2 separate regions of the Homo sapiens genome follow, and region 2 is linked to region 1. Evidence: read pairs that join two places in POLR2A ChIA-PET (ENCODE). Cell type or tissue: GM12878. All regions are shown on one strand.

Region 1 (2,500 bases):
CAAAACCATTATGCTGAGTTTTGAAGAACACGCTAAGATCTTGCCAGCTTCAGGTGAAGCATTTGATGCTGTGAGTTTTTTTTTTTTTGAGATGGAGTTTTGCTGTCACCCGGACTGGAGTGCAGTGGCGCCATCTCGGCTCACTGCAACCTCTGCCTCCCCGGTTCAAGCGATTCTCCTGCCTCAGCCTCCCATGTAGCTGGGATTACATGCATGCACCACCATGCCCAGCTAATTCTTTGCATTTTTAGTAGAGATGGGGTTTCACCACATTGGTCACGCTGGTCTCGAACTCCTGACCGCAAGTGATCCGCCCACCTCGGCCTCCCAAAGTGCTGAGATGACAGGATTGAGCCACCGTGCCCGGCTGATGCTGTGAATTTTGAGCATTGCCCCCAACATGGTTACAAGCCAGATCTAAACACTAGGTGTCCATCCTGTGACTGTAGCCACTGCTGCTATTTAAACGCTGCTGGCACCGGATGCTAAACTAGCAAGCCCTGATCAGCCAAAAATTGTGATGGGGAAGGGGAGACTTTCCATAGCTTAGATCCATTCAAAACATTTTTTGAAACCGTGGCTTCCTGAATAATGAAAAATGTGAACAAGCAGAGCGTCCCTACACGCTTGACTCCTGCTCTGGGCCACATCTCCTCCTGCGAAGCCAAGCACAGGTCTTCTGAACTCACCGCTGCAGATTTTAGAAGTTCACATGCCTCACCCCATCACGCGGCCATTCTTGAAAGCATTAAGTTGCCCTACAGTGGGCCACATCCCCTTCTTGAGAGGTACCAAAGAACTTGCTCCGCTCTCTAGTGATGGCCCGCTGACCCCAGACAACAGCCTTTCTGAGACGATGGCTTTTATCAGTGGCTTGTCTCAGGAAGCTGGAGCAATGTTAGGTAAAACTACACCCAATGCACCCAGAGAACTCAACAGAGCCAAGAATGTCAAAGGAAATCAGCCAGGATAGCTGCTGGTTACTGGTGTCACCACTCCCACCCACGCAAGAATGACTCTCAGCCACGGTGAAGACAAACTTTGTCTCTTAAACTTTGACTCTCAGCCATGGTGAAGACAAACCTCACGTGAGCTTTTGCCAAGCCCATTCAGCAGAATCTCGGGCCGCTTGGGACGCATCTTCTCCCTTGGGACACGTCTTCCCCTCAGTAGAGGCACCACTATACCAGCCTCTGTGCCCGGGGTTGGGGTGATGGCACCTCACACCTCACAGCCCTGGCAGCTCATGTCCCACGGAGACACCACTCGAATCCTGCTTTGTTGTTGGCAGCATCTGGGGGTCTGGATAGCCAAGGATCCAGGATGGGTGAAACCGAGCTCCTGACCTGAGCCCAGCAGGCCTCTCTGCCCTTTGATGTAAGGGCCTTGAGGTGTGCGTGTGAATCCCCAAGCAGAAGTGACTTGTCCAAGGTCACATGGCTTGTTCTTTAAAGGCAGCAGACCTGGAACTCAAAACCCAGGCCTCGGCCAGGTGCAGTGGCTCATGCCTGTAACCCCAGCACTTTGGAAGGCTGAGGCGGGTGGATCACTTGAGGTCAAGAGTTTGAGACCAGCCTGGCCGACGTGGTAAAACCCCATCTCTACTAAAAATACAAAAAATTAGCCAGGTGTGGTGGCCCATCCCTGCAGTCCCAGCTACTTCGGAGGCTGAGGCAAGAGAATCACTAGAACCCAGGAGGCAGAGGTTGTGGTGAGCCAAGATCGCACCACTGCACTCCAGCATGGGCGACAGAGTGAGACTCCATCTCAGAAAAAAAGAAAAAAAAGGCTGGGCGTGGTGGCTTACACCTGTAATCCCAGCACTTTGAGAGGCCGAGGTGGGTGGATCACTTGAGGTTGGGAGTTCAAGACCAGCCTGACCAACATGGAGAAACCCCGTCTCTACTAAAAAATACAAAATTAGCTGGGTGTGGTGGCGCATGCCTATAATCCCAGCTACAAGGGATGCTGAGGTAGGAGAATCACTTGAATCGGGAGGCAGAGGTTGCAGTGAGCTGAGATCACACCACTGCACTCCAGCCTGGGCAACAAGAGCAAAACTCCGTCTCAAAAAAAAAACCCAAAACCCAAGTCTTCCTACTACATGCCCAGCCTGGCCCACTGCACTCCAGCCTGAGCAACAAGAGCAAAACTCCGTCTCAAAAAAAAAAAACCCAAAACCCAAGTCTTCCTACTACGTGCCCAGCCTGGCAGAGGTGATGGGTGCTTTGGGTGCTGGGAAAGGACGACAGGACCCGAGCACCAAGCCCTCTGGGTAGCCCAGGGTCTGCCTCCAACACCTCACCCCAGAGGATGGGCCAAGAGTGCAGCCACCAGCGTCCTGATGGAGGGACCTAGATCGGTACCACTCCCTTCTCTCCTCCCCTTCCTCCCCAGGAAAGCAGGACATGATTTGGGTCAAAGACCCAGACCAGAGCAGACCCACGGAAACCTCTGCTTCAGTTCTCCCCAGGGGCCACACATTTCACCCAGGCTAATT
Region 2 (2,500 bases), 280 kb before region 1:
TCACTGCAACCTCCACCTCCCAGGTTCAAGCGATTCTCCTGCCTCAGCCTCCCGAGTAACTGGGATTACAGTTGCCCGCCACCGCGCCTGGCTAATTTTTGTATTTTAGTAGAGACGGGGTTGAGTTTCACCATCTTGGCCAGGCTGGTCTCGAACTCCTGACCTCGTGATCCACCTGCCTTGGCCTCCGAAAGTGCTTGGATTACAGGCATGAGCCACCGCGCCCAGCCCGCATGTTGTCTTTAACTGTAATTATTTGTGAATATATTTTCTTCATCCCTCATTTTAAGCTCGTGAGATACCTGTGTCTCCTCTGTTCCGTAAACTCTTAGCCCAGTGCTTCTTTGAATATAACTTTATGCTTAATTAATGCTTGATGAATTGAATTAGAACTTGATTCTTGAAAAAAGAAATTGTGATTTTTTTAGACTTCTTTTTATGCAAAAGTAACGTAACTTCCATTCAACACATTTTATCCCAAATTGAATAAACTAGGGAAAAGGCAGACGGTGAATGCCTTGAGAAATTGTTCAGATTCAAGGACAAGCATTTGTTGCCTTTACTGCATATGACTGTACTGTGGTTCCATACATCCGAGCTGATAGAAAACTTGCAGCAAGGGTCTAGTGGTGATGCATGGCAGGTGGAGGTGAGATAAATTTAGTCACAGGAACCAAATTGGTTCTGCTAGGGCAATATAGGCATTGTTGGGCCATCTGGGTGTGGTTGACTTCTGGGAGGTCTTTTTAGTTTTTCTTTCTCACTTCATTCCATAAATATTTATTGGATGCCCTGTTCTAGTTGTTTAAGATCAATGAACAAAATAGACCAAAAAAAAAAAATCAACCTCATGGATATTATCTTTGAATAGGAGATAGAAATAAACATAATAATATATAAAATTAGAAAGGTAATATATGATATGGGGAAAAGTACAGCAGGATAAGGAGAATTGGGAGTGGAAAAGAGGGTTAGGTAGGAGAGGTGGGAGGGGTTGCAACCCTAAATAAGATGGTTAAAGTAGAGATCTTTGAGAAATGTTGTGTTACTGGGTTGTTAGGCACTTCCCTGAGATTAGTGGATTCTCTTCTGCCCAGCAGAGAGAAAGGCAATGTCTACAGTTGTTCCAGAGTCCAGCTGACACTGAGGAGAAATAGCTACTCCTTATGTTCTTTTCTCCTGTCTGCTCCTCTTGCTGGCATCACTGGAAGTTAACTGGGGTGAAAATTGCAGTCAGTCTTGTCTGGAAGACAGCAGGGGTGGAACTAGAGACCTTCTAACCCAGTTCCCTGAGGGGTGGGATTTACCCTTCTGCTGACTGAGCCTTGGTTGCCTGGAGTGATGGGTGAGGTAGGCCTCTGACTTTTTTCCTTCCTCAAAGGGAGAAGCCCAGTATCATAACCTTCTCTCTTCTTAGTGAGGCCTCAGCAACTTTATTTCAGGTAGCTCTTTAAAAATAAGCTTTCAAAGAGTGTGTGCTATGCGCCTGGCCTAAAGCGTGAATTTTCAGGTTTTTGGTGCTTTGACTTCCTCTCAACACATTAGCTGTGTTTTGGAAGTCTCAGTACCTAATTTCAGCAGCCTAAAGATGAAGTTTTCTTATGTCTAGATGCTCTCTTGTTTGAATTGCACATTGTAAATTTATTTGTTTATTCCCTTGCTTACTCTTCTCTTTCTTTTTTTTTTTTTTTTTTTTTTGAGACGGTGTCTTGCTTTGTTGCCTAGGCTGGAGTGCAGTGGCGTGATCTTGGCTCACTGCAAGCTCTGCCTCCCCGGTTCAGGCCATTCTCCTGCCTCAGCCTTCCAAGTAGCTGGGACTACAGGCGCCTGCCCCCACACCCAGCTAATTTTTTGTATTTTTAGTAGAGATGGGGTTTCACCGTGTTAGCCAGGATGGTCTCGATCTCCTGACCTCGTGATCCGCCGGCCTCAGCCTCCCAAAGTGCTGAGATTACAGGCGTGAGCCACCACGCCTGGCCTGCTTTACTTACCCTTTTCTAACTCTTCTACTTCATTATTTTTCTTGTTACCCTTTCCCTTTTCTCCTTTCATGAAGCTGATAGGAAACAGAAGTCCCTTAGGCCAGACAGCTATTTAGGTAATTGGCTAGAAGCTAAAATGTATACCTAATATGCAAGCAATGGAATGGAATGTCTTATTTCCTTTTTTTTTTTTTTCTTTTTTTTGAAACAGAGTCTCGCTCTGTCACCCAGGCTGGAGTGCAGTGGCGCGATCTCAGCTCACTGCAACATCTAACTCCCAGGTTCAAGCAAGTCTCCCACCTCAGCCTCCCGACTGGCTGGGATTACAGGCATGCGCCACCGCGCCCAGCTAATTGTTATGGTTTTGGTAGAAACGGGGTTTTACCATGTTGGCCAGGCTGGTCTTGGAACTCCTGACATCAGGTGATCCACCCACCTCAGCCTCCCAAAGTGCTGGGATTATAGGCATGAGCCACTGTGCCTGGCTGCATATCTTATTTCTGTCCACATGTTATATT

Evidence for each region. ChIA-PET counts read pairs that join two places held together with the same protein. Peaks named below come from ENCODE experiments on the same cell type or tissue, not always from the same donor. Only the 100,000 strongest peaks of a DNase experiment are listed, where the experiment ranks them.
Region 2: POLR2A ChIA-PET joins it to region 1 with 11 read pairs; 3 of 35 experiments call an interaction of 5 or more read pairs at or near these places.

Annotation. Positions count from the first base shown.
Region 1 is chr15:64,752,543-64,755,042 of GRCh38, forward strand. All of the region lies in intron 1 of RBPMS2 (RNA binding protein, mRNA processing factor 2), which reads right to left. Among named protein-coding and RNA genes, the nearest start is that of MIR1272, 8.7 kb to the right of the region's middle. RefSeq lists enhancers at 2,134-2,193, 2,234-2,413. In GM12878, no CTCF peak of the experiment used is centred here; DNase peaks (open chromatin) are centred at 1,079 and 1,399.
Region 2 is chr15:64,475,461-64,477,960 of GRCh38, forward strand. All of the region lies in intron 1 of ZNF609 (zinc finger protein 609), which reads left to right. Among named protein-coding and RNA genes, the nearest start is that of ZNF609, 16 kb to the left of the region's middle. In GM12878, no CTCF peak of the experiment used is centred here; no DNase peak of the experiment used is centred here; H3K27ac peaks cover 188 bases.